Linked DNA regions of Homo sapiens: all the other regions are linked to region 4. Evidence: chromatin contacts called from ENCODE Hi-C or POLR2A ChIA-PET data. All regions are on one chromosome and are shown on one strand. Each heading gives the region's core, a stretch centred on a gene start or an enhancer-like site at or near the end of the contact. The rest is flanking DNA. Distances are from core to core; before and after follow the strand shown. Region 1 holds the start of SLC29A2 (solute carrier family 29 member 2). Region 2 holds the start of CD248 (CD248 molecule). Region 3 holds the start of EHD1 (EH domain containing 1). Region 4 holds the start of KAT5 (lysine acetyltransferase 5).

What was found. A loop is a pair of places that touch in the nucleus more often than their neighbours do. ChIA-PET counts read pairs that join two places held with the same protein, here RNA polymerase II (POLR2A). Pooled maps may share reads with other maps.
Region 1: a loop to region 4 is called in a map with no recorded cell type, with 9 times the contacts of the local background. The contact joins the promoter of SLC29A2 here to the promoter of KAT5 in region 4. A Hi-C loop is called at or near these places in 1 of 37 single-sample maps with no recorded cell type and 2 of 50 pooled maps. POLR2A ChIA-PET finds 5 or more read pairs at or near these places in 3 of 52 experiments (HEK293T, PC-3 and activated CD4-positive, alpha-beta T cell).
Region 2: a loop to region 4 is called in a pooled map, with 2.8 times the contacts of the local background. The contact joins the promoter of CD248 here to the promoter of KAT5 in region 4. A Hi-C loop is called at or near these places in 6 of 50 pooled maps. POLR2A ChIA-PET finds 5 or more read pairs at or near these places in 2 of 52 experiments (CD8-positive, alpha-beta T cell and activated B cell).
Region 3: a map of GM12878 shows a loop between it and region 4 (6-fold over the local background). The contact joins the promoter of EHD1 here to the promoter of KAT5 in region 4. A Hi-C loop is called at or near these places in 1 of 168 maps with a recorded cell type or tissue (GM12878) and 3 of 50 pooled maps. POLR2A ChIA-PET finds 5 or more read pairs at or near these places in 2 of 52 experiments (A673 and MCF 10A).

The regions. Positions count from the first base shown.
Region 1 is chr11:66,367,212-66,374,722 of GRCh38, forward strand. It overlaps SLC29A2 (solute carrier family 29 member 2), which reads right to left and starts at 4,549. Exons shown (of 12, transcript NM_001532.3): 1 at 4,352-4,549; 2 at 4,033-4,114; 3 at 2,158-2,321; 4 at 1,849-1,988; 5 at 1,326-1,460; 6 at 561-658; 7 at 253-337. The coding sequence starts at 4,380. RefSeq lists a silencer at 4,245-5,004.
Region 2 is chr11:66,313,414-66,319,953 of GRCh38, forward strand. It overlaps CD248 (CD248 molecule), which reads right to left and starts at 3,631. Exons shown (of 1, transcript NM_020404.3): 1 at 1,081-3,631. The coding sequence starts at 3,614. The coding sequence ends at 1,341. RefSeq lists enhancers at 2,380-3,076, 5,633-6,134, 6,135-6,540 and a silencer at 3,560-3,829.
Region 3 is chr11:64,875,554-64,882,580 of GRCh38, forward strand. EHD1 (EH domain containing 1) reads right to left here and starts at 3,068. Exons shown (of 5, transcript NM_006795.4): 1 at 2,508-3,068. The coding sequence starts at 2,911. MIR10392 (microRNA 10392) reads right to left here and starts at 3,056; the gene lies at 2,970-3,056. It also overlaps the pseudogene RPS16P6. RefSeq lists enhancers at 1,205-1,981, 1,645-1,744, 5,067-5,216, 5,387-5,436, 5,497-5,586 and silencers at 1,905-1,974, 2,825-2,874, 2,895-3,454.
Region 4 is chr11:65,708,783-65,715,505 of GRCh38, forward strand. KAT5 (lysine acetyltransferase 5) reads left to right here and starts at 3,470. Exons shown (of 13, transcript NM_182710.3): 1 at 3,470-3,663; 2 at 3,984-4,052; 3 at 4,140-4,276; 4 at 4,566-4,721; 5 at 4,811-4,885; 6 at 4,992-5,066; 7 at 5,713-5,961; 8 at 6,039-6,128. The coding sequence starts at 3,486. RefSeq lists enhancers at 3,026-3,145, 3,176-3,485 and silencers at 3,516-3,705, 3,716-3,795.

The DNA of each region.
Region 1 (7,511 bases), core at 3,299-5,798, 660 kb after region 4:
TCAGAGGTCTTCGGATCCAAAGTTTGCATGCATGGAACCTCTGTCGCCTCCCCATTTTATAGAGGTGGAAACTGAGGCCCAAACAACAGCAGGGATGACTTTAATCCTACCAACTTCCCTTCATGATCTTCCTGTTTGCACAAGGCTACTAGGGGTGGGCTCTGGCTGGGAACAGATGGAACAGCTTCCCAGGGGAGGTGGCTCTAGCTTCCTCTGCATCTCCCACCTCCCCAGGAGGGTCTCAGGGCTTACCAGACTGGAGGAGCTCAGCTTTGGTCTCCAGCTCCTGAGCTTGGGCCTGGGATGATTTATTGGCCAGGTAGTAGCGGGCAAACTTCTGCAGAAGGACAGGAAAGTGTTGGGCCTGCCTGGCTTGCCTGAGGTGTCTGGATCCCTCCCCATACCATTGGCCTGGAGGCTGGGGCCCCTCAGTGTCTTCTCTGGGGGTCAGGGCTGAGACCAGGTCTCCTCCACCTCCCCTGGCCTCTCTCAGGGCCTCAGGCTCAGGACTCTATCCAAGATGCTTTGAGGTGGGGCCTCGAGCCCAACAGCAGGCTCACCAGGTGAGGCAGGCTCAGGTAACACACGATGGACATGAGGATGCCCACACAGGGCGTGATAAAGTACCCCAGGGCAGAGGTCTCGGCGTCCACGCCACCTGCGGAGGAACTTCAGCTGCAGAAGAGAGGCACCTGGTCCCGCCGGCTCCCACGGGGCTTCCAACTCTTGTCCCACTTCCCATTGTGTACTTCTCAGACCCACTCCCAGCCTCTTCCGCTCCTCCCTTCACTGACAAATGGGAATCTTGTACAGGGCCCCAGAGCAGCCCTGCACTTCTCTCACTTTCCCCATGTGTCATTTTTGTTGAGCACGTACTATGTGCCAGTAGCCTTCTCTCATTGCATGCTCATTACAATCTGAGCAGGGAGCTATACCAATCACGTCGGTGGGGAAGCTAGCACAGAGAGGTGACAAGCCTTGTCCAACACCCCTAGCTGGTAAGCGGTGAAGCAGATTCAAACCCAAGACTATCTGAATCCCAAACCCATCCCCTTATCCTTCAACTTCAACCTGCTGCCACATGCCAGTATTAGCCCCAGGAATCCTGCCCCTGTCCCTGAGTTAACCCAGTCCTCACTTGGTTATTACTCCTCACTGCAGGGCCCATGAGCCCCACTCCCTAGCCCCAGACCCAATCCCCATTTCCATATCACCTGCTTACCTCCATCTTCACCCAGAACCCATGTGTCTTGCTCTCACATGCCCTCTCTCTTCCCCAAACCTCAGAGGCCACCCCAGCCCTCCAGCCACCCAAGTGCACTCACTGGCCATGGACAGGAGCATGGCAAGGGCAGCAAAGATCCCAGCCAGGCCCTGGCCGCTGAGGAAGAGGGTGCTGTAGGTGGAGGGCATGGTGCCCAGCTGCCCGAAGAGGCTGCCCTGTAGGACTGCACTGAAGGCTGTGGAGGACAGGGATGGGGGCTGCTGCTCAACTAGGCAAGACTCAGAGGCTCCCTGGAGGAGGTGCCGGCAGGATACACAGGGGACTCTGGACAAGGTTGCGCAGGTGTGAGCTTCCCTAGGGACTCTGAGCACTCGGGGGCAACACCCGCTATTCAGTCCTCTTCTGAGGTGCAGCCATTGGTCTGTGGGGCTGTTGACCAGGAGGCCTGCTCCTAGGTCACCGGACAAGTGACTCTTCCCCTCCCTGTGGGCCTCAGTTTCTTCACCAGGGATATGAGCGACCATGATGCTGTCTGCCCTTCTCGGATATGCTGGGCCCTTTCAATGATGAGGCCAGGCTGAAGCCCTGCATAGGCTGGCTGGAGAGGGGGTGGAGGTGCTCACAGTTGATGAAGCAGACGGAGGCCATGGTGATGGAGAAGAAGGGTCCGGGGCTCATGTCCACCTTGACCAGCGCTGCTGTCAGGGCAAAGAGCAGCAGTATGGCCAGCAGGCTGCCCAGAATGCGCACCGTCTCCGGGACGCTGCTCAGAAGCAGGCAGAGTGCATCAGTGGGGCCCAGGCCAGAGGGGGCTGGGGAAGGAGGCTCGACACCTGGGGCTGGGCAGTAGGGCTGGGGGGCAGGGGGCGCAGGGGAGGGCCTCAATGAAGCTGCCTCGGCAGAGGGCGCAGGAGCCAGGGCAGGCCTCTCACCACTGGTACAGGAAGGAGTTGAGGAGGGTGAAGAGCAGCAGGGGCAGCTGGGACAGCAGCGTCACCCAATTGTTGAAGTTGAAGGCATCCTCGGGACCCGTGTGGTTGGTGCTCAGGATCCTGGCTGTGCTGTTGCCGGCCCCGGCCAGTCGCGCCTGGAAGTACTGCCAGGTGGGGAGGTGGTGGAGGGTCAGCACCTCTCAGCCTTCCCCCGCTGCCTTCCCCCTCACTTGTGATTGCTTTCTAATGTCTGTGGGGACTTGTCTGCCTTGTCCTTGTTCTGTTCCCAGCAGCCGGCACACAGTCGGAGCTCCATGAATGTGTGCTGAGTTAAATGGCTGAAGTCTGGGACACAGCCTAAGCATTAAGAGCCCCCAGCAAGAGCCTCGATCCAGCCTTGGACGGCCCCTCCTCTTCAGTGCCCTGGTTCCAGCCCCCATCCCCACTCCTGCAGCAGCTGCTACATTCATTCATTCCACGGGTATTTATTGAGCGCCTACTGTCAGCCAGGCTTTGGCCTAGGTGCTGAACAACTGCATTCTCTCTAGAGCACATAGCCTGCCACTCCTCTGCTTAACCTCCTCACTCCTCAACACCCCGATTCATGCCTCCCTATTGCCTGCAGGGCAAAGCCCCAAATGGAACAGCTCTTCAGAATCAGATCCTAGTCTCCCTTTGTGCCCCATCTTCTGCTCCATCCTGCTAAGCTCCAGGCAGCCCTGGCTGTGGATCTCCCTCTAAACAGGCTGATCGTCTCTTGCCTGCCTGCCTTTGGCATGGCTGTCGCCTCGGCCTGGAATGCCCTACTGACCACACCCCTCCACATGCACTTTGCCTACCCTACTCCCAATTTACAAATCTCCTCTTCCATGAAGCAGAAGGAACTTTCTCCCTCCCCTGGGGACCCACTGCACTCTGCTGCAAGCCTGGAATGTCACGCATCATGTTACATTATTAATAGCTCTTTGGCCCCCTCTTGCTCTCAAGCCCAGGGGCTGATTCATCTCTGGGTTTCCAGGGCCCAGCACAGAGCCAGTACCCAAGAAGCATTTGCAAAGTTGTTGCAGTGAATACAGATGAATAACCCGGTCCCAAAGACAATGCAAACCCCACATTTCTGCCTTCCCTGAAGAGCCTCCCTGCTGTTTCCTCCTGTGTCCCCAGTGCCTGCTCCACAGTAGATGCACATTAAAAGTTTGTTGAATGAGGCTGGGCACGGTGGCTCACGCCTGTAATCCCAGCACTTTGGGAGGCCGAGGCGGGAGGATCACGAGGTCAGGAGATCGAGACCATCCTGGCTAACACGGTGAAACCCCGTCTCTACTAAAAATACAAAAAAAAATAGCCGCGCGTGGCGGCGGGCGCCTGTAGTCCCAGCTACTCGGGAGGGTGAGGCAGGAGAATGGCGTGAACCCGGGAGGCGGAGCTTGCAGTGAGCCGAGATGGCGCCACTGCACTCCAGCCTGGGCGAAAGAGCCAGACTCTGTCTCAAAAAAAAAAAAAAAAAAAAAGTTTGTTGAATGAATGAGTGAATGAATGAAATTCATGGTATTTCAAAGAAAATCAAACGTTCGATAACCGACTTTTGGGGTGACTGACTCAGGAATAACGACACACAGAGAGGGGTGGCAGCGCCTTTGCTCATTCCAGACCCTGTGGGCTGGTGGCCTTGCCCCTCTGAGATGTGGGCATTGCTGAAGTTCTACTTTCCTAGCCACGGGGGAAGCATTCCCCTCTCCGAGCTTCAGCCCATAATGAGCTCAACGAGGGGTCACAGGTGCGCGGTGAGGAAGCGCCCGCTAAGCTTCATCCAAAGGGCTGGAGGGAGGGGTGCTGGCTGTGGCCACGAGGCTGCCACGCCGCCAGGAGTCTCACCGGGATGGCGGTGATGAAGAAGTTCCAGGGAAGGAGGGTGCCCAGCCCCAGGATGAAGAAGCTGATCCCGACCAGGTGGTAGCTGTGGGGATCGGTGGGAAGGTCACCCCGAGGACGCACCCGCCTCCGCAGGCCCTCCCGCCTCCCAGGCCACCCCCTCCGGAGCGGACTACAACCCCGATCACCCCGGTTCCGGCGGCCGAGGGAGTCGGCTGATGGGAATTGTAGTTCGATCCGGTCTTCTCTGAGCCTCGGAGCGCCTTCAGGGAGCGGGTCTGCAACGCCCCCGGCCACTTGCAACGCACCCGGGCCCACTCACCTGTCCCGCGGGGCGTCTCCTCGCGCCATGGCCGCCGCGGCGGATGCGCCTGGGGTGAAAGGGGCAGAGAAGCCGCACCTGCACCTGCGCTGGGGCGGAGGGCCGCAGACCGGTGGGGCGGGGGGCGGGTCTCCCCAGATTCCGGTGCAGGGCGGCTGGAGTCGCACAGGTAGCCTCGGGCGGATTTCGGCGTGTCTCGCGCTCCGCAGGCTGGGACCTGGGCTCCGCCCCGAGGCGGGGACAGAGGGTCGCGCCACCCGTCTCTCCTTCCCCCACCCGCCTCAGGGACTCGACTCTGGCTCGGGCCCCGCCCCACCTAGGGGCCTGCGGAACCCGCCCGCTCCCCGCACAGCCCCTCCCCGCAGCCCCCCGTCCTCTCCGCGGGGGCGGGTCCCGGATCCCTGCGGCGGAGGGGAAGGCGGGGGTAGGGACGAGGTGTAACCTCACCTCCACCCCCCGCCGAGAGCTCTGTAGGGGCAGCACTGGTGCGGGGCTCTTCCCGCTTCGTCAGCTCCGAGGTGATGCCAGAGCCGCTCCTGCGACCCCTAAAGCTGGAACCCACCGGGGCGCCCCCTAACTAGGGAGCCGCTGCGGAGTCCCCGCCCAGAGCGTAACCCGAGCCGGGCCCGGGCGGGGGAACCAGAGCTGCCACAGGTCGCCCGCGATCCTGGCGGGCTTCGCCGCGCTGGGTCCCCGGGAGTGCCTGGAAAAAAACAGCATTACTTTCAACTCCCTACTCTTTTTCTGTTAAAAAAAAAAATTTGAAAAGACTATAAATCATTAATTTGCTCCTACTCTCATAATCTACGAATAGGTGTGGGTTCTCTGCAATCCCCGGGCGTATCGGGGACGCTGGAGAAGTGAGAGGCTCCAAAACACAAACTAGTTTTTTTGAGACTGAGTGTCGCTCTGTCGCCCAGGCGGAAGTGCAGTGGCGTGATCTTGGCTCACTGCAACCTCCCCCTCCCAGGCAGGTTCAAGCGATTCTGGTGCCTCAGCCTCAGGAGTAGCTGGGACTACAGGCGCATGCCACCACGTCCGGTTAATTTTTGTATTTTTAGTAGAAACGGGGCTTCACCAGCTCTACTGAAGAGGTGGCCAGTCTAGTCTCGAACTCATCTTTTGACCAGGCTGGTCTCGAACTCTTGACCTCAGGTGATCCGCCCGCATCGGCCTCCCAAAATGTTGCTATTACAGGCGTGAGCCACCACGCCCGGCCACAAACTATTTTCTTAAGCAATGACATTTTATAGCCATTCCCAGGTTGCTTATGTTTTTCCTCCAGCCGACTGAGAGTCTGTAGGGGCAGAGGCTGTGCTTATCTGGTCCATTGGTTTACTGGCAGCATCTAGCGCCGTTGAGTGATAAATGGGTGGTTGCAGTAAAATGCAGGTGATTTTAGGGAGAACAGAGACAGCATTAAATTACACCGAAAGAGAAAGTTATTCTTCCCATTTTCTTTCAAGCCTCTGAATATGTCAAGGGTGTTAACAGGTTGCTAACACTTCTTAATCTGCCTTCCCATCCCTTCCCCTCAGTTAGCCTCAGAGGGTCTGCTGACAATTTTATCAAAAGTTATTAACTTGTATTTTTCTTATATTTATTTTTATAGCAACTTTATTTTCAGGGCTACTCATACTGGTTTCCTATTTATGATTATGATATCAACTTTTCTTTGAAAAATCAATTTATTTATGGAAAATGAGTTATTTAAAGAAAAGCGAGGCCGCTGGTGCAGCACAGCTATGGCACAGGTTGTGAAGGAAGGACTTGAGAATGGAGGCTAGGGAGCACTGAATTTGTTGAGACAGTGAAGGGAGAGGATGAGGGCATTTCAGGGAGAGAACAGCCTGTCCCAAGACAAGGGACAAGAGAGTGCTGACACATTCTGGGACATACAAATAGATCCCTTTGGCTGGCATTGGTGGGAGGAGGGGACAGAGCCTCTACAACAGCCAGGCTGGTTATGGCAAGTCTGAGGGCTGATTAAGGAGTTCAGATTTCATTTCAAAGCACAGACGGTCAGCTGGAGCCGATTCCATCGTCCTTGTAATAAATATTTTGTTACTATCCTGCAATGAAACTCATATAAAACAAAACCTACCTATACACAATAACATTTGATGTCGAGATAATATCCTGATTTTACTGCAGATGAATCATAAGGGAAATTATTTAGTAATAACATGGTGTGTGTGAATGTGTTAATATTCATGGTACATGAAGCTGTCAAATGCTTGCCCTTCTTTCTAAAACTGCAGTGAATCCACGGCTACAAACTCACATGCGATACAGGCATGCAGTGAAACTGGCCACTCAGAGACCCACTAGTTTGCCAGGATTTTCTTTTCTTTTCTTACCTTTTTTTTTCTTTTCTTTTTCTCTTTTTTTTTCTTTTTTTTTTTTTTTTCAGACGGAGTCTCTCTCTGTTGCCCAGGCCAGAGTGCAGTGGCAGGATCTTGGCTCACTACAACCTCTGCCTCCTGGGCTCACACGATTCTCCTGCCTCAGCCTCCTGAGTAGCTGGGATTACAGGCGTGTGCCATGATGCCTGGCTAATTTTTGTATTTTTAGTAGAGACAGGATTTCGCCATGTTGGCCAGGCTGGTCTCGAGCTCCTGACCTCAGGTGATCTGCCCGTCTCAGCCTCCTAAAGTGCTGTAATTACAGGCATAAGCCACTAAACCCAGCCTCTTTTCTTTAAAAAAAAAAACAATTTTTTTTTTGAGACACAGTCTTGCTCTGTCACCTAGGCTAGAGTGCACTGGCGCAATCTCAGCTCACTGCAACCTCTGCCTCCCAGGTTCAAGTGATTCTCCTGCCTCAGCCTCCCCTAGTAGCTGGGATTACAGGCACAAGCCACTATGCCCGGCTAATTTTTGTATTTTTTAGTAAAGATGGGGTTTCACCATCTTGGCCATGCTAGTCTTGAACTCCTGACCTCGTGATCCACCCACCTCAGCCTCCTAAAGTGCTGGGATTACAGGCGTGAGCCACAGTGCCCGGCCTAAAAAAAAACTTTTTTCCTCATTTATGTTTTAAATTTTATTTTTATTTATTTTATTTTATTTTACTTATTATTATTATTTTTTAAGACAGAGTTTTGCTCTTATTGCCCAGGCTACAGTGCAGTGGTGCAATCTTGGCTCACTGCAAACTC
Region 2 (6,540 bases), core at 2,381-4,880, 600 kb after region 4:
GGGGCGGTGCGTAGCGTTCCCTCCGCCCCCTCCGCGACCCCCTGGTTCATCCCCAGCTCCGGCCCCTCCTTTCCTGGTTCCCTGGGGCCCAGCTCAGCCTTCCAGCTCAGGTCCAGGCCCGAAGGGGGCGCTGGGCCACTCCTCCTCGCCTGCCCGGGTGGTCGTGGCGGCTCTGCCCCGTCCTAATTAGAGGCCCCCAAGAGGCTGTAACTGAAAAATTACAGAGGCGGTGGGAACTGGCGCCTCCCCTCCCCAGGTCTCACCCCCGCCCCCCAAGGCAGTGAGCACGAAATGAGGGAGGTCACTCCCACCAGGCTGTGATCTTTGACCAGGCCCTCCAGTTCCTGGGACACTTCAGTCCTGAGCAGCCGGAGCCCTCGCTCAAGCTCAGGTCTGCTGAGCTCTGTCTGTCCCCCACCACCCCCAGCCAACATGGACAAGAGCAACGTGCGGCCCTGGCAAAAGGAGGCCTTGCTCCTGCGGCTGTCCAAGCAGTTAGCATGGGATCTCTCCCAGGTTCCCGGCCTTTCCCATCCCAGCCTCCTCCCCGGAGCAAGCGGAGGAATGCCTCCAAGAGCACCCACAAACCAGGGGTTGGCAGTCCCCTTGAGTTACCCTGAGCCCCAGCCCCCAACTTCCGCGAAGCTTACAGGGATGGGAAGGGAAGTGTCTGAAGAAAGGAGCAACTCACCCACTAGACCCCTCCTTCACTCCTCTGAATCACCAGCCCCAGAGCCTACTTTGACCCCTAAACCCCAGTCCGGTTCAGCAGATGCCCTAATTCCACAACCGTCCCCCAGATTCAGCCCCACCTTCTTGGAGCTTTGGTAAAATAAGGAATAAATATGAAATTCTCCCCATGCCAAACCTCCCACTGCTGGGCTCAACTGTGTGACCTTGGGCAAGGCTCTGCCCTCTCTGGGCTCCTGCTTCCCTGAGAATCTCTGAGGCATACCCTCCCTTAAAGGGATCTTACCTTATCTCTTTGAGGACTCAGACAAACTGAAGGAAGATCCCCTCCTTTTTGCTGAGTCCTCCCAGAACCTCCCTTAAGCACCAGTGGGGGTCAGAAGCCTTGGGTAAGGTTGACACCCCATTTATTGGAGAAGACCCCAGCACCCGCCCCCTGAGGTCTTAAGGGCTTTGGTGTATCCTTGGTCACGAGCGCTGGGCCAGGAAGCAGAGTTCCTGAGAGCCAAGTCTAGTGGTTGAGAGAGGACCCTGGCTGGGCCTGGGGAGCAGGAAGCCATCTGTCCAGCTGGGCAGCCCCCATGGGTCCCTGGTGCAGCCCCGGCCATGTGTCCAGCGCCCCATACTCCATGAGGGGGGTCTGCACCCCATCACACGCTGGTTCTGCAGGTCTGCACCCCTGTGAGGCTGCCCCTGGGGGGCATGGGTTCTGTTGGGCTCTTGCTCCCAGCATGGATGACCCAGCGATAGCAGTCAGTGATGCGCTTGTTGGGTGCATGGGGGCCACAGCGGGTGCAGTACACGATGCCCAGTGCAAGCAGGACCACCAAAAAGACACACGTTGGCACCAGGAGTGCCACCAGCAGCCACCGGTCATCCCTCTGGCTGTGCTCGGCAAGACCAGCCTCCCCCAGGGCTGTTGGGGCTGCTGTGGGAGCTGGTGAGGGCAGCCACAGGGCCAACTTGGGACTGGGGCCATCTTCCCTTGGGATTTGGGGGGCTTTGGAATGGGGATGTGTAGGGCTGATGGGTGAGGTCTGGTTAGTGGGGCTCTGAGAGGGCAGGAGGGTGGGGAGGGCTGCGGGCTGGGTGGCAGCAGGCACAGAGATTTGATGGGCAGGAGACACAGGGGACCTGGAGGTGGTGGTCAGAGAGGGCTGGGCAGTTGGGATAATGGGAAGCTGGGTGGCCTGGGTTCTGAGGACAAGGGCATCTGGGGCTTGAGGGGGTAGCTGGGCACCGAGGGTGGTGACCAGAGGGGCATGGTTAGGTGGGATTCCAGGCAAATGAGTGGTGGTCTGGGTGCCAGCGACCCGGGTGTCTGGAAACATGGGGGACTGGTGGGCAGGGAAGAGCTCCGGATATTTGGTTGAGATCATAGGGGGCTGGTGGGCAGGAGGCTGTGCTGAATGAGAGACAGAGAGAATACCGGGTTGGTAGGCAGAAGGCAGATCTGGATAGTTGGCTGCGATCACGGGGATCTGGTGGTCACGGGACAAAGCTGGGTGTGTGGCAGGGATCACAGGAGGCTGGTGGGCAGAAGGCAGTGTGGGATGCGTGGCAGAGACCACCACAGGCCGGGTGACGGAGAGCACTGAGGAGTGGTAGGGGACCCTGGGGGCACTGAGCGGGGGTGGCCAGGTGGGCTCCGGGTAGGGTATCTGTGGCTCTCTGTCCTCTGGGAAGCTCGGTCTATAGGCCAGGGCAAAGTCAGGCGGCTGCGTAGGCTCCATCCACAGGATCCCAGGCATCTCCGTCCAGCCACCGTTGAAGGCCTTCCAGGCCTCGTCTTCATCTTCCTCATCCTCCCCGTCATCCAGCAACTCATCTCCGAGGTCCTGGGAAGCCTGGGCACCCATGGCCCCTGCAGGGCTGCAGCTGATGCCATCAGCCTCCAGCTCATGTCCCTCGCTACAATAACACTCGAAGCCACCAACGTAGTTGACACACATCTGCTGGCACACACCGGCAATCTGGCACTCATCTGTGTCCACACAGCGGTGCGGATCATCCTCCGCTGGCCGGAAACCCAGGCGACAGTGGCAGCTGTAGCCTTGTGGCCCACCGGGCTCACACTGCTGCTCGCACGGAGCCTGGGCACAGGGGTCCTCGCAACTGCGCCCGTCTGCTGCCAGCCGGAAGCCCTCAGTGCAGCGGCAGGACACGTGACCATCCACCTCCTCCACACATTCGTGTTCGCAGCCCCCGTTGTCAGGGCTGCAGCCAGTCCCCAGGCACAGGGGCCCAGCCCGTGACCAGCCCACACCTCCCTCAGGCTGCTTCACGCAGAGCAGAGAGGCTCCCCTGCCAGCCTGGCACTGCACAGCGGCCACAGAGCCGAAGGGCAGCCACTCAAACTCTGTGGAGACCAGGTGGAAGGGCGTGGTATACACGGCTGGGCCGGCCTGGCCCGCCTCATCTTGCAGCGCCGGGCAGGCGCCCTCGAAGCCAAACTGGCACAGGTAGCCGTCGACAGCCAGCGTGCACGAGCCCTCCAGCCAGCGGTGCTCGCCACTTGCCTCCAGGGCCACACAGCGCTGGGCCGGGCAGGGGCCTCCAGAGGCTGGCTGGGCCCAGTTGGTGAAAGCCGTGTCCTGGTCCCCTGTGGTCCACGTGAAGCCGCGCAGTGGGCGCTGCAGCTGGCATTGCCGGGCCTGCCGCTGCAGCCCGATCCACAGCAGCCGGCTGGCTGGGCCCGCACCCACCAGGCTGTCCACACGCTGGGCCTCCTCGGGGGTCCGAGGAGTGGCCAGGTCGCCCCCCAGCTCGCGGCAGGCCCGCCAGGCCTCCAGGAAGGTGCGGCGCCGTGGGAAGAGAGCGTAGCAGCTGCTGGGGCCGCAGGCGGCACGGGGCTCAGCAGCCCAGGGGTCCTGGCCCAGTGTGGGCCCTGCGGCCGCCCAGGCCAGCAACAGGCGCAGCAGCATCGCGATGCCCCCGGACTGGTCCGGCCCCGGGCTGGCGGCAGCTCTTGACAGGGGGAGGGCCTGGGGCCTCCTGCGGGCGGGCCGGGGGCGGGCCTGGGGCCGGGCTCAGGCCTTGTAAGGAGTGGGCTGGGGCGGCTGCCAGCTCCCTGCTCCCTCTTCCCCGGGGGCCGCTAGAGCAGGAAGCAGTGGGGTGGGGGGCTCTAAGGTTGGGGGCGGAGGAGGGGAGAAGGCGCAGTTGACGGCTGCCCCAGGCCCCATGGGGCTGAGAGTCAGGGGGTGGGAAAAGCCTGCCTGCCGAGCTCTGTGACCCTCAAGTTGGGGCTCGGGGCTGTGGGGTGAGGTCGCTTCCCAGAGACTCAGAGACCCAAATCTGGACACAGCAGCCCCATCACACCCGGGAGCAGTCTCAGCCCAGCTGCTCGCCATGCACGGGAACACCCTCATGCCCACTCCTTTCTTGCCCCACAGACGCGCGCATGCGCCTCCCCCACCCCCAACCCCATGCAAGAGTGCACTCTCTGCCAAGCTGTTTGTCCCTTCACCTCACCGTGGACCTATGCTGGCTTGCAGATGACTCCCTTGCCACACGTACACACATTCTGACATGCTGAGACCCTAGGTGCACATACAAAAATGGTGTGGCATTCTACATGGCCTGACATATGAAGACCTCCGATTCGGCCTGAATGGAAACAGCTTGGTCACCCAGGCACAGGCATCCTCAGCCTCTCATTTATTTACTGAGCCCCTGCGTCAGCCTCTCCCCCTATACTCAAGCTTTCTGGTTCCAGCTGGGCCAGCGTGTGGGGGTGTTGGGGGAGTGAGGGGGCCAGGGGCTGCCCTCCCCTCACCCCAGCTCAGCCTGGGGCCCTGGGAACCTGGGCTTAGAGGGGGAGGAGGCAGCCCCTAAACAGGAAATGCCTCTCTGGGCTCCTGCGTCAGGAAGGCAGGGTGCGTGGTTTAGGGGGCTGGGTGGGGGCTGGGCTGCACGCAGGATGTGGAAGGCTGTGAGGGGACCCATGCAAGGCCATGTATGGGCATGGGGCACACAGTGACATATATGTGTATATGTGACACAGGCATCACGTGTGTGGAGCCCTCCCTGCCCCCGGGGCCTGCTGTTTCGGCCTGGCCAGGGTCCTCTTCCCGCCCTTCCTGGAGGCCTCTGGAGGCATGTGCACTGAGCCCATCATCCAGGATGGCCTCTGGGGAGCTGGCTGGCGGATTAACCCATGCACACCCGCTGCACTCTTAGCAGAAGTTAGAAACAGTGTGGGGAGGTGGGGGAGAGGTTCCGCCCTTCAGTAAACTGCCCTGATGCAGCTTCCCCCTCTGCCACAGATGGATCGACTTTGTGACTGCAGGGGAGTCACTGGCCCTCTCTGGGTCTCCTTTTTTCTCAGTTGCAACATGAGGGCAATGAGTCCAGGATTTTTAGCTCAGCAGGGCTGAGATATTGCGTCACAGCGCTCAGTGTTTGCAAATGTGCTTTGTCAGCTGTGGAGCCTGAAGCAAATGTTCCTGTCTTCTGAGCATATGTGGTGGGTGGAGACCAGGGTGCGTTTTTGCAAACCACCTTACAGTGCCTAGGCTGGCCCTGCAGACCCAGCCAGCCCCTCGAGAACCAGGGCTTAGGAAGTTCTTGCCATATGCCTGGAAGTTCCTTCTTACAAGGTCTATACATGTGAAGCACACAGAATGACTCCCCTTCTCAGGAGACAAAAGTCAAGATGGAGGAGTTCATCCTTCTGTTGGCTCAGGCCCCAAACCTTGAGGTCATGCTTGACTCCTCTCTTTCTCCCACAGCCCACATCCAGTCTCTCAGCAAATCCTGTTGGCTTCACTTTCAAAAGAGATCCAGAATCTGACCACTCCTGGACACCTTCTTTGCCACCCACCCCCGGCCCAGGTGGCTAGCAACGCCAATCTAGATTTCCCCAACAGCCTCTCCCGTGGTGTCTCTCTTGCCCTCTCCATCCTGCCAGAGGGATCCTTTCAAAATCCAAGTCAGATCTGATCACTTCTCCATTCAGAACCCTCTGAGCCCCCCATCTCGCTTAGAGGAAGGGCCACAGTCCTTGCCATGGCCTCCTGGTCTATGTCATCTGCCTCCAAACTCTGGCCTCATTGCTGTTCCTTAAATGCTCCAGACACTCTGCCTCACAGCCTTGGTCTTGGCTGTTCCTGCTGCCTGGAATGCTCTTCCTCCAATATAAAAATGCTCTGCTTCTTTACCTTCTCCAGGGCTCAGCTCAAGTACCAGAGTCCTTGACCATCTCACCCCACCCCACACCGCCCCCTGGGGCTCCTTGACCACTGGATCTTCCTGCATTTTCTCGCTCTGCACTTATCACTATCTGACATTAAATATATTTACTTGTGAAATTAGTTGGACGTGGTGGTGCACCTGTAATCCCAGCTACTCGGGAGGCTGAGGCAGGAGAATCATTTGAACCTGGGAGGTGGAGGTTGCAGTGAGCCAAGATTGCGCCACTGCACACTCCAGCCTGGGCGACAGAGCAAGACTGTGGAAAAGAAAAGAGGAGAGGAGAGGAGGGGAGGGGAGGGGAGAGGCGAGCGGGAGAGAAAAAGAAAAGAAGGAAAGATGTTGGGAACAAGCCCCCCAAAATTTGGCCATAAACTGGCCCCAAAACTGGCCATAAACAAAATCTCTGCAGCACTGTGACATGTTCATGATGGCCATAACGCCCACACTGGAAGGCTGTGGGTTTACCAGAATGAGAGCAAGGAACACCTGGCCCCGCCCAGGGCGGAAAACCGCTTAAAGGCATTCTTAAGCCACAAACAATAGCATGAGTGATCTGTGCCTTAAGGACATGCTCCTGCTGCAGTTAACTAGCCCAACCTATTCCTTTAATTCAGCCCATCCCTTCGTTTCCCATAAGGGATACTTTTAGTTAATTTA
Region 3 (7,027 bases), core at 1,818-4,317, 830 kb before region 4:
AAAAAACAAACAAAAAACTTCTCTGAAAAAGGTAGTGAGAGCAAAGAAAAGACTGACCCATTATCTGTAGGACACAGACTTGAAGCTGCCTTTCCAACAGACGGGAGGACTCTGAGCCGATCAGCTTCTCCCTTTGGCCCCATCCCCCAGTGACCAGGGGCCCACGGGCAGAGGGCAGCTGGCCAGGGCAAGGGGTGCTCTGCAAGGCAGTGGAGCAAGACCAGCTGACCTGCAGGGCGAGCAAAACGTGGGCCTCACTCTCGCCAGTGCCAGTAGCAATGCATGAAGGCCAGTCCTGGCCTTCCTGCTGGGGACAGGAGGCGCTGGAGAGATGATTACAGAATAGAAGGATGGGAAGCAGAATTGGCTCTGGGAAATCACATACATAAAAATGCCTCATAAATGAGCCCAGAAAGTGAGTTAATATCTATAGGACCCAGAAACCAGTTGCTCTGCAGAGCCCAGGGTATATGGCAGAAAACAAGAAAGGGGAAGCAGCAAAGATGCCTCCGATTCCATCTCACCAAGAACGCACAGGTTTCATCTCGCACAAGTGGCAGTCCCAGTTATGCAATAAGTTTTTGCAAGACACTCTTAAGACACCCTGACTGCACCTTGCCTTGGTCTGCTCCAGCTGATTTTATTCTTAGAGCAGCCACATAGGGGGAGAAGGCCGGCAAGTCAAGTTCACGACTCAATGAGTCTCTTCAAGACTCAGCTGGGAGAGGCTGTATCAGCCAGAGAAAAGCCTCCTTTGTTGCACCCTCCTCGCCGGGCTCACTCCCCACACTACACATCCTGGCACAGCTCTGGGCCTCAGCGTGGGCTGATAGGGCCCTTTCGGCAGGGCCATCAGTGATCAGGGATCCTCTGGAGATGAGGTGGCAGCAAGAAGGAAATAAACGTGTGCCACCTCTCAGATCCTGTGGCACCAATGTCATCAAAGCACCGGTCTCGGACAAAGCAATCTCGAATTGCTCTTTTTCGGGTAGAAGCAGCAGAAAGCAGTAACTGGCTGTGCAAAAGCCAGGCAGTCAGTGCTGGCTGACCTAATGGGTGACTTCCACACATCAGCCAGACCCTCTGAACCTCGGTTTCCTGAACCAGTCAGGTGGGGGCTGCCAAGATGATGTCTAAGATCCTTCCAGCTCTGAAACTCTAGGCTTCCAAATTCAGAAAACTGGTCCTGTGCCATGTCTCTCCTTTCAAAAAAGGTGTGCCCTCACAAGGAAAGTGAAGAGGACTCCGCCTCTTCAGGACCCTTAGCCCAAAGGGCTGCACTCAACCTGGCCTTGACAGACAAACATCAACAGCCGTAAAACAGGAGGGCGGGCTGAAATGCCTGGAAGTGAACAGACCCTGCTGAAGGTCAGCTCTGTGCCTGGAGTAGGCCTGGCCACCAGCTTGGCTCTAGGGCAAGCTGCCCTGCACAGCTGGATGGCGTCTGGAAAGGAATGTGACCGTGCAGGGCGGGGACCTGGAAGGCAGGATTCAAAGATTCCTTCAGAGGCTCTTCGCTGGTGCAGAATTATGAAAGGCATGTGGAGTCCGTGAACGTGGGGTGGCAGGGAGGACAGGGTCTGTGAAGTACTTTGGTATGTCGCCTGGGGGTTGGGACGGGCATGTCTCGAGTTTCTCTGGAGAAAAGTGAGCTTGGGCATTGCACTCCTTGAGGGGCGGGAGCACTGTGTTTCATTCACAGCACTGAGACAGGCAGAGTCCTGGAGCTCACTCTCCTCGCGTGCAGAGGCCACTTAACTGGAAAAGTGAGGTCCAAGTGGGTGAAGGAACCTCAGATTCTGTCCCTCAGTGCACAGAAGGGCTTAGGGCCAGAATCTCATTGCAGGGCTCCCACTGCCACCACCTCATCCTGCTTCCTGAAACCCCTCAGGGCAGCACTGACCTCTTGAGAGCTGCCATTGGGAGAAGTGTTCGAACCTCAACTGTCCCCTGCCTCCAAGGGGCTGCCCCAAAGTCAGCAAGCCACAGCCGATCCTCCTCCTCCCTCCTACACAAAACCACCGTCCCAGGGGAGGCAGAGCAGACCCACACCGCACCAGAGAAGGGAATGGCTAAAAGTTTCATTGTGTTTTGCTATTGACACTTAAGAAGACAGGGAGGGGAGGGTTGATTTCCGTGAATTAGGTGCATCCAGCCTGCGGGACGGAGGTGGAGACCAAGAAAAGGAGCGCAGGAATGGCTCAGCTTCCTACTGCGGCCCTGCTGCTGAGGGGAGTGGGGCTGGGATCTGCAGGAGGGCTTGGTGGTTACCCTGGAAGATTCTGGGGAGGACAGAAGCTGGGGGAGCCGACAACGCCCACTCTTAGACCCCCAGTGGGTTTACTCTGGGAAGGGGCAGGGCCCTTGGACCAGGGAGTGGTCACTGAGGGTCTCACTGGGGCCTCGGAGACAAAGGACGGCGGGGCGACAGCCACGGGAGGGTCAGGCTCCGAGTGAGGGGTGTGCCCCGGACGCGCCCCCCGCCCCCTGGAGTGATGGGTGGGTACCTGTTGAGGAAAGCGTTGCCAAACGCGTTGAGCTTGCGGAAGGGGCGCCGCGGGTCCACCACGAGCGCGTTGCCCGGCACCACGCCCTCAGTGGGGCCGTGCATGACGGCGATGAAGGAGTCGGTGGTGGGCTCGGGCCCGATGCGCATCCCCGGGAAGTCCTGCTCGATCAGGTGTCGGATGAAGGTGGTCTTGCCCGTGCTGTACTGCCCCACGAGGAGCACCATAGGCTTGTTGTCGAAGTCAGCGTCCTCCAGCGCGGGCGAGTGGAACTCGTGGAAGCGGTAGTGCTCCTCCAGGGGTAGCAGCTTCTGCGCGTACAGCTGCCGCAGCCCCTCAGCCACCGTCTGGAAGAGCTCCGGCTCCTTCTTGCGGCGGGCATCCTTGCTGACCCAGCTGAACATACTGCCGGACACGGGGCTGGCTGCTGCGGGGCAGAGCGGCGGCTGAGAGCGGGGCGAGGGTGCGGAGCCGAGGCGGGGCCGGCCGGGGCAGGGAATCGGGAGCGACCCACACTGCGCAGGCGCACAGCCCAGCCCGTCGAAGCGCCCTCTGCCGAATGCTGCGCACCCCTCGCGGAGCGGCCTTTATAGGGTCGGTCCCTCAGTGGCGGCTAGCGCCGCCGCGGCGGGGGCAGGGCGGAATTGGGGGCGGTAGGGAGGAGCCCCTCCCAGCCCCGCCCCTCCGACTGGTGCCACGTCTTCCCCTACCCCGCCCCCATTGGCTGATTCCAAATCTCGCGAGGCTGTGGTCCGGGTGCCGTGGCAACCGCACCTGTTTCGCCCCGCCCCTCGTAGGGAGGCTCGCGAAAGTGCTGCGGTTAGGAAGGCGAGGAGCGGGCGTTCGGCGGAGACGGCCTCTGGGCCGCGCGCCTTCCGGCACCGTGGCCCCCCCACACCCCCGCGGGATGGCTCCACGAGACACCCAGTCAGGCACCCTGGTTCCCTGACTACGCGCCGCGCCCGCCGTTCGCCACGTGCGGTCCTCCAGCTGGCTCGGAATCCCCGGAAGCATCGGAGTACCCCCAGGCGGCGGCACCTCCTCCTCTCAGCCCAGCTTCCCAGACACACACTGTCTTTGTCCCCTCATCTTTTATCTGCTTTGGGAGAGGGAGAGACAGGAAAGTGGTAGCAGAGCAAGCTGAGGGAGTAGAGAATCCGGGGCGGGCTGGTGACTGGGGAAAGAAAAATGGGCAGCGAGAGGCCTGACCTCCCCTCAGGCCGACGGGGTGGGAATGGGAGAGGGACGCAAGCGAGGGAGGACATGGGTGACACCGGACTCGCGCGGGAGAAGAGAAGGCTTCCCCACAAAGGCTATAGCTGGGGCAAGGCAGGGAGGGCATGAGGAGGAAGTTGAGGCTCTCTGGCCACTTGCGTATTGGGAAGTGAAATCGGAAATTCCCTATGTGGGGAAGAGGGGAAGTGTGGGGGCAACAATGAAATCTTGTGGGAATTTAGGGGGAAGTTTAAAAACCCAAATACTTCCACTTTCCTCTCGGGGTCACCACCATTTACCATCATTTACTGGGATCTGTGCCCTACCTCCCCTTACCAGTTCCTGGCTGTTCCATGGGGCTCACTCCCCCGCCATCCTCCCCGGCCACACACAGACCCCTTTGGCTGTCCAGGCTGGTGAGAATCTTCAGTGGGTGATGTCAGAGCTTTGGGGACTGATTGTTATGTAACCAGTATCAAGACACCAACCTGTGGTAGCAGGACCCTGGGGGCTCTTAAAGAGATCTGAATTGAACCTGCGACTTTGAAAGCCTCAGGTCCAACTTCCTCGCTTCTGGGAGATGTGGAAGCCTGGAGGGCTAGGGGCCTGTATCAGGGGATAACTTGGGCTGGTAGGCTAAGAGGAAGAGGCAGGAACTCAAATCTGAGAACGGGGGATATCTCAGGGGAACTGAGTGGTGGAATCTAGAGAGGACACGATGGGAGGTTTGTTCGCCTACCGCTTGTAAGATCCCTTCCGAGGGAATAGATAGTTCCCTTGCCCTCCCCTCTTGCTCCCTAACCATTGGAGAGCGGATAAGTAATTCCAACCCTGCCTGCAATCTTACGCCCCTTAGTGCTTTGATTTGATTCTTTTCATCATAGTAAAGCACACAAGCTACTGCCCCCCCCCTTTTTTTTTTTTTTTTTTTTTTTTGGTGTTATTCTCAAAAGAAGATACTGAGGCTCCTAGGCAGAGCTGTCACCAGAGGCTGCATGCCAATTGGTGACGAGGAGCCTCCGGCGGGCCTAGTCCAGACTTCCCGGGTCAGCCTTAGAAGCCACAGTGTTTGCCTCCTACTCAGCACTGTTAGGGATCCACCCCGGAGATGCAGTTTCTGGGTTGATCTAGGGAAGGGCCCAGGGCTGAGGATCCTGAATGAAGTAGTTGTTCAGTCGTCTCAATGAGGCTGCTCCAAACTGGCGCCCCGGCAGCATTCTCATTGACGCGCCATGGTTTTCAAATCTCCCCAGAGCCCTGTGTGCTGGGAAAACCCAGCCCTAGAAAACTGAAAACAACAAAATGTTCCTGGGTTATTTATAAACAAAACCCAGACCCTGTCGTTATGTATGGCCACTTGACTTTCTCCAAAGATCTTAAAGGACTGAAAGAAGGGATCTCTGTCACCCTGGTGAGGCCCACGTGACCAGCAATTAGTTTCCCCCAATTTCATGGAGTTGGCACCCAGCTTCCAGGCAGCTTCCTTATCTTGTCATGCCCCACACCGAAAATGTCCTAATTTTTTTTTCTTTTGTGTTTTCTGAGTAGGGCAGTTTGTTTGGTGGGAAAGTTGTATAAAATGTGAATGCACCCTTTCACTTTTGGTTTCTCCGCTGTTTCACTTTCTGCCTGTCTGCCTGAGCCCATGGCAGATTGATGGAGGGTTCAAGTATTTTTCTTTTATCTCAGAAACTGTGCCATCCCCCACTCCCAGTGTTTTATTCTTCAGTTAATAAATCCATTCCCTGCAAACCCAGGGCCTTGAGGTACCCCCTAGCTCTCCTCAGAAACGCCCTCATCCAGCAGAAAGGGGCCTCACCTCCCCTCTAAGTGGTCTGCTTGGTCCTGTCATGGCCTGATCTAGGAAAACATCTACAAGGTCCCTAGAGACAACTTAAAAAAAAAAGGCCAGGTGCAGTAGCTCATGTCTGTAATCCCAGCACTTTGGGAGGCCGATGCAAGCAGATCACCTGAGATCAAGACCACCCTGGCCAATATCACAAAACCCCGTCTCTACTAAAAATACAAAAATTAGCCAGGTATGGTGGCGTGTGCCTGTAATCCCAGCTACTGAGGAGGCTGAGGCAGGAGAATCGCTTGAACCCGTGAGGTGGAGGTTGCAGTGAGCCAAGATCGCACCACTGCATTCTAACCTGGGCAACAGAAGGAGACTCCATCTCAAAAAAAAAAAAAAAAAGAGAGGTGCCTTTTCCGCTTGCGGTGCCGTGCAGTGAGGAGCTCTTATCTGTGCTCTTGGCTATGCCATCCAAGGGCCAGCTGCAGTCCGTGCAATCCACTGCAAACATGGCAGTGGCCTCATCAAGGTGAATGGATGGCCCCTGGAGATGATGGAGCCGAGCGCTGCAATTCAAGCTGCTGGAACTAGTTCCTAGTTCTGCCTCTGGGCAAGGAGCAATTTGCTGACATGCACACGCATGTTTGTGTGAAGGGTGGTGGTCATGTGACCCAGATTTATGCTATCAACATCAGTCCATCTCCAAAGCCTTAGTGGCCTATTACCGGAAATAAATGGATGAGGCTTCCAAAAGGACCAGAGGCATCCTCATCCAGCATGACTGGACCCTGTCAGTAGCTGACCCCCGTTGCTGCAAATCCAAAAACGTTGGAGGCCCTGGTACCTATGCTTGCTACCAGAAATCGTACCAATAAGCCCATCACAGGGACCAGGATTCACCTATATAATAAACTATGTTTGAGAGTGTTTTTTTTTTTTTGAGACAGAGTCTCACTCTGTGTCACCCAAGCTGGAGTGCAATGGTGCGATCTCAGCTCACTGCAACCTCCACCTCCTGGGTTCAAGTGATTATCCTGCCTTAGCCTCCCAAGTAGGTGGGATTACAGGCGCCTGCCACCATGCCTGGCTAATTTTTTGTATTTTTAGTAGAGACTACTAAAAATACATGTTGGTCAGGCTGGTCTCGAACCCCTGACCTCAAGTAATACACCCACCTCAGCCTCCCAAAATGCTGGGATTACAGGCATGAGCCACCGCACCCAGTCGATATTTTTTTTTTAAGGAGTTTTTCTCCAAATATGGCAGAAAAATCGAGCTGAGAAAAACCAAAACATAGGTTTCTCCCTGGGATGAGGAGTGGTTCATTCTTTCCACTGACAGAGTTTGCATATCAGCACAGATTTTTGTTCTCACAGTCATGAGATTTGGGCAACAAATCAGTTTTCCCGACACAAGGTGAGGAACTGAGGAGGACTGTTCTTTTGAATGCCGGGTCTCCCACACTGGCAAGAAGAGTGTCCTCTCCACACCATGAGGCCTTTCTCTTGCA
Region 4 (6,723 bases), core at 2,220-4,719:
TCTGTCACTCAGGGTGGAGTGCAGTGGTCGGCTCACTGCAGCCTGGAACTCCTAGGCTCAAGCGATCCTCCCTCCTCTGCCTCCTGAGTAGCTGGGAACACAAGCGAGGGCCACCGCCACGCCTGGCTAATTAAAAAAAAAAAATTTTGTAGAGACAGAGTCTCGCTCTGTTGCCGAGGCTGGTCTGTAACTCCTGGGCTCAAGCGATCCTCCCACCTCAGCCTCCCAGTGTTTGGATCACAGCCGTGAGCCACTGGACCAAAAAAAAAAGAAACCTAATATACAAAACAATGGCAGGGTGCGGTGGCCCTAGCACTTTGGGAGGCTGAGGCAGGCGGATTGCAGGCAGGAGTTTGAGGCCAGCCTGAGCAACATCTTTTTCTTTTCTTTCTTTATTTTATTTTATTTATTTTTTGAGATGGAGTCTCTGTCTGTTGCCCAGGCTGGAGTGCACTGGCACAATCTTGGCTCACTGCAACCTCTGCCTCCTGGGTTCAAGCGATTCTCCCGCCTCAGCCTCCTGAATAGCTAGGACTACAGGCAGATGCCACCACGCCCAGCTAATTTTTGTATTTTTAGTAGAGATGTGGTTTCACTATATTGGCCAGGCTGGTCTCGAACTCCTGCCTTGACCTCCCAAAGTGCTGGGATTACAGGAGCGAGCCACTGCGCACGGCCTCTTTTTTTTCCTTCTGAGACACAGTCTTGTTCTGTTGCCCAGGCTGGAGTGCAGTGGCACGATCTTGGCTGACTGAGTAGCTGGGATTACAGGCGGATGCCACCGTGCCCAGCTAACTTTTGTATTTTTAGTAGAGACGGTGTTTTACCATGTTGGCCAGGCTGGTCTTGAACGCCTGACCTCAAGTTGTCCGCCTGCCTCGGTGTCAGAGTTGCATGAACCAGAGCAACTCTATCTTGAATAGAAGCTGGGTAAAATGAGGCCGAGACCTACTAGGCTGCATTCCCAGACGGTTAAGACATTCTAAGTCACAAGATAAGATAGGTCGGTACAAGATACAGGTCATAAAGACCTTGCTGATAAAACAGGTTGCAGTAAGAAAGCCAACTAAAACCCACCAAAACCAAGACGGCCACCAGAGTGACCTCTGGTTGTCCTCACTGCTGCACTCCTACCAGTGCCATGGCAACGGCAGGAAGTTACCGAATATGGTCTAAAAAGGGGAGGCATGAATAATCCGCCCCTTGCTTAGCAGATCATCAAGAAATAACCAGAAAAATGGGCAACCAGCATTGAGTTCCTTTACTTTCCTAACAAACTTGCTTTCACTTTATGGCCTCGCCCTCAATTCTTTTTTTTTTTTTTTGAGACGGAGTCTTGTTCTGTTCCCAGGCTGGAGTGCAGTGGCCTGATCTTGGCTCACTGCAACCTCCGCCTCCTGGGTTCAAGCAATTCTCCAGCCTCAGCCTCCCGAGTAGCTGGGATTACAGGCGCGCACCACCACGCCTGCCTAATTTTTGTATTTTTAGTAGAGATGGGGTTTCATCATGTTGGTCAGGCTGGTCTCGAACTCCTGACCTCAGGTTATCCACCTGCCTGGCCTCCCAAAGTGCTGGACTCGCCCTGAATTCTTTATTGCACGAGATCCAAGAACCCTCTCTTGGGGTCTGGATGGGGACCCCTTTCCTGTAACACTGGGATTATAGGCGTAAGCCACCATGTTCAGCCACCTTTGAGGCAGGAAAATAGGGTCTGGAGGCAGGGAACATATAAGGCTGATTCACACTTCAGTTATGACAGGAAATATCCTCTCCTTAGGGAGTACACCCTAAATGACTTTGTAACTTTACTTCATCCTCTTCATTTACATATGGCATATCCCAAATAACCAATGGAATCCTCCAAAGGGTATTTAAACTCCAACAAATTCTGTAACTGGGCCCTTGAGCACCTATGCTCAGCCGGCCCCAACACTGGAGTGTACTTTCATTTTCAATAAATCGTTCATTCCTTCCTTGCTTTGTGCATTTTGTCCAATTCTTTTTTTTTTTCTTTTTCTTTGAGACAGAGTCTTGCTCTGTCTGGAGTGCAGTGGCGCAATCTCGGCTCACTGCAAGCTCTGCCTCCCGGGTTCACGCCACTCTCCTGCCTCTGCCTCCCGAGTAGCTGGGACTACAGGCGCCTGCCACCACGCCCAGCTAATTTTTTGTATTTATTTTTAGTAGAGACAGGGTTTCACCGTGTTGGCCAGGATGGTCTCAATCTCCTGACCTCGTGATCCGCCCGCCTCGGCCTCCCAAAGTGCTGGGATTATAGGCGTGAGCCACCGCGCCCAGCCGTTTTGTCCCATTATTTTAGATGCCAAGAACCTGTACACCCTCCACCGGTGACACCTTCACAGTTTTGAGGAGTATTCATGGGGTATTTTGTAAAATGTTTCTCAATTGGGATTTGTCTGATGTTTTTCTCATGATTAGACTGGAGGCAGCTGGGATTACAGGTGTGAGCCACCATGCCCAGTCTCCAAACCCTGTTTACACAAAAATTTTAAAAAACTAGCCAGGCTTGGTGGTGCGCGCCTGTAGTCCCAGCTACTAGAGAGCCTGAGGTGGATCACTTGATCCCGGGAGGGGGAGGCTGCAGTGAGCGGAGATTGTGCCTCGCTGGCTGCACTCCAGCCCGGGCGAGAGAGCCAGACCTTGTCTCAAAAAAAAAAAAAAAAAAAAAAAAAGCCTAATATGGCTGAGGGCGGTGGCTCACGCCTGTAATCCCAGTACTTTGTGAGGCCGAGGCGGGCGGATCACGAGGTCAAGAGCTCTAGACCATCCTGGCCAACATGGTGAAACCCCGCCCGTACTAAAAATACAAAAATTAGTTGGGTACTCGGGAGGCTGAGGCAGGAGAATCGCTTGAACCCGGGAGGCGGGGGTTACAGGGAGCTGAGATCGCGCCACTGCACTCCAGCCTGGCGACAGAGCGAGACTCCGTCTCAAAAATAAATATATACAAATTAAAAAAGCCTAATATACAAAATAAAGCTAGGAATCTTCCCTGAGTCCTCTTGCCTACGGAATGAAGTCCACAGACTTGGGGGAGCGTTCGAACCCTTCTAAGGCCACTTCCTTTCTCCAGCCTCTCGCGCCCAGTTGACTCCCGGCAACACCTCCCGCCGCCACAAGGAGACGCCCGAGGACTTCCCTCCGACAAAGCCAAAAACGGTATTGCCACGTGACCCGCTCCGCATACACGTGACCAGCTTCGCACCCGGTGGGCGTCACGTGACGGACTCAGTAGACCGCCACTGGCTGTGCACGTTATGGGGTTTCCACCTAGGGCTCGGCCTGAGGCTTGTAACACTCCGTTTTCCCCCGAGTCACAGGGGCAGTCTTGCCCCTCGCAGCTGGGTCGCGGTGTCTCTCAAAGGTCCCCCTCTACAGGGGCTTCGTGAGGCCCGGGCCCACAGGGCGCTCGGTCCCGGAAGTGACGTCTCCCAGAGGGGCCGGAAGTGGCAGTGGAGGGAGGGAAGATGGCGGAGGTGGTGAGTCCGGTGCCCGGGGCGGGGCGGAGGGAGCCAGGGGAGGTGGGTAGAGCCCGAGGCCCCCCAGTAGCCGACCCTGGCGTCGCGCTGTCTCCCCAGGGGGAGATAATCGAGGGCTGCCGCCTACCCGTGCTGCGGCGGAACCAGGACAACGAAGATGAGTGGCGTGAGTGACGTTGGGGGGCGGGACTAAGGAACCTGAGGGCGAGGGGCGGGAGTCAACTGAAATCCCGGGATGGGGAGGGGCGTCTGGAATTATGGGGCGGGCGAGGCGCAGATACTTTGATGAAGGGGCGTGGCTCTTAGCTGCTCCGAGAGGTACAGGGCGGGGCCTGGAAAGGGGTGGCACTTGTGACTGAAGGAGGCTTAGGAGAGACCTAAGTGCTGGAGCTTAGGGATCCGGCCTGGGGGTGGAGTTCAGGTCGTGGAAGGGTGGAGTCTCATAGCCTGGCCTGTCTAAGGCCCCTGTCTATGCTATTCTCATAGCCCTGGCCGAGATCCTGAGCGTGAAGGACATCAGTGGCCGGAAGCTTTTCTACGTCCATTACATTGACTGTGAGTTCTGGGCCTGAGGTGGGGCATCAGGGTAGGGTTGGGGGACAGTCTTTGGCATTCTGTCCTGAGCCATCCCCACTGCTACAGTCAACAAACGTCTGGATGAATGGGTGACGCATGAGCGGCTGGACCTAAAGAAGATCCAGTTCCCCAAGAAAGAGGCCAAGACCCCCACTAAGAACGGACTTCCTGGGTCCCGTCCTGGCTCTCCAGAGAGAGAGGTGGTGAGTAGGTCCCCCACTTCACCTTTTCTCTCCTGCCTCCTATTTCTCTTGTCTGTTGGCATTAGGAGCTCCTGGATGGGCAGGAGGCGGCTCCCTCTCACCCTGACTTCATCTTGCAAAGGATGGGGGCCAAATTGCACATGTAGCTCCCAGAGTCCAGTAGCTAGTCCTGTGTCCTTCAGAAGGCGAGGGTGGGGTTTGATAATTTTGAGGTGAGGGACCCCTCTTCCCCTTCCCCATCCCACTGCCATCCCCGCCCCAAAGGAAGACCCTGGACCTATCTCTACAGCCGGCCTCGGCGCAGGCCAGCGGGAAGACCTTGCCAATCCCGGTCCAGATCACACTCCGCTTCAACCTGCCCAAGGAGCGGGAGGCCATTCCCGGTGGCGAGCCTGACCAGCCGCTCTCCTCCAGCTCCTGCCTGCAGCCCAACCACCGCTCAACGGTACCCTCAGCAATTCCAGGGACCTTGCTTTCTTCTCAGGTCCCACCTTCTCTACCTTCTGACCCACCTTTGTTGGTTTCTCTCTGCAGAAACGGAAGGTGGAGGTGGTTTCACCAGCAACTCCAGTGCCCAGCGAGACAGCCCCGGCCTCGGTTTTTCCCCAGGTGAGTTCCCCAAACCATCTCTTGTTCTCTTCCTCTCTTCTACTCTCTGGTGGCTTTTTTCAGGCTCATTTCACAGCCATCCCTTCTTTTCCTACTATCTCGGCAGAATGGAGCCGCCCGTAGGGCAGTGGCAGCCCAGCCAGGACGGAAGCGAAAATCGAATTGTTTGGGCACTGATGAGGTGGGTCTGGGGAGCAGCAGAAGGGAACTGGGTGAAAAGGAAGGGATGCAGGCAGGGTGGAGAGTTATTTAGTGATGAGTTTAAAAATAAAGAAGGGGTGGTGGGCAGAGCTAGTGTTGGTGGGATTAGGAGACAGGCAGAACATTGTTCAAATGAGTCATTGGGGCCGGGCACCATGGCTCATACCTGTAATCCCAGCACTTTGGGAGTCCAACCAAGGCTGGTGGATCACCTGAGGTCAGGAGTTTGAGACCAGCCTGGCCAACATGGTGAAACCTTGTTTCTACTAGAAATACAAAAATTAGCCAGGCGTGGTGGCGGGTGCCTGTAATCCAGCTCGGAAAGCTGAGGCAGGAGAACTGCTTGAACCCCGGAGGTGGAGATTGCAGTGAGCCAAGATCGCGCTACTGCCCTCCAGCCTGGGCGACAGACTGAGACTCCATCTAAAAAATGGGGTCATTGGGTGATCTTTTCCACATCATCGATCCTTTAGGGTTTCAGGTTTTTTATCTGGAAATTGGGGATCATGGTACCTCCCCCTTAGGGTTGCTGTTAGGCTTGAAGGAAACCTGTCAAAGGGCTGTGAGCTGTGGTGTCCTGCTGAGCTGTCTCTTACAACCTGGTATTTTCCACTGGCCCTGGGCAGGACTCCCAGGACAGCTCTGATGGAATACCGTCAGCACCACGCATGACTGGCAGCCTGGTGTCTGATCGAAGCCACGACGACATCGTCACCCGGATGAAGAACATTGAGTGCATTGAGCTGGGCCGGCACCGCCTCAAGCCGTGGTACTTCTCCCCGTACCCACAGGAACTCACCACATTGCCTGTCCTCTACCTGTGCGAGTTCTGCCTCAAGTACGGCCGTAGTCTCAAGTGTCTTCAGCGTCATTTGGTATGAGGGGTCCAGGGAGGCTGCCTTCCCAGCACCCTCCACGTTGCCCTTGTTCCTGATCCTCCTCTCTTCCCCAGACCAAGTGTGACCTACGACATCCTCCAGGCAATGAGATTTACCGCAAGGGCACCATCTCCTTCTTTGAGATTGATGGACGTAAGAACAAGGTTAGTGCTTGAGAGGCAGTGAGGCGCTGGGGTGAATCAAATGACAGCTTCTTCTTGCTCAGGTAAACACTGACCAGTCAAGCCAGCAGATCAGTCCAGCCCATTTTTATTGAGTTCCTGCTGTCTGGCAGGTGCTGGTAGCCAGGAATGAGACAGTCTCTGTTCTCTGACAGCTTAGTCCATGGGAGAGACAGTCATACCAATGACCTCTAGCTCCCAGTGTCCTAAGTGTCATGAAACAGAGGGTAGGTTAGCAGGACCCAAAGGAGGTGGTCAGCAGAGCTTCATAGAGGGTTACCTTTCAGCCTTGGTGGATGACAAAGTGGCTGAGGGGATTTCTTGCAGTGGTGTTCTGAAGAGTAGGCATGGATGCACAAAGGTGGTCTTTGTGAAAGGCAGAGATCATTCTGGTTGGGAGGCAGAAAAGGGAGGATGAGGGAAGGCTCGTACATGGGACAGAGCTTAGGTGATGAAGATGCTGTGTTAACCACCATTTTGTAATTATTAATGTGGACCTGGGCATCCAAGTGGCAGTACCCAGCAGCAGGCGGTTAAAAAGCAATTCCTGGGCTGGGCACGGTGGCTCACACCTGTA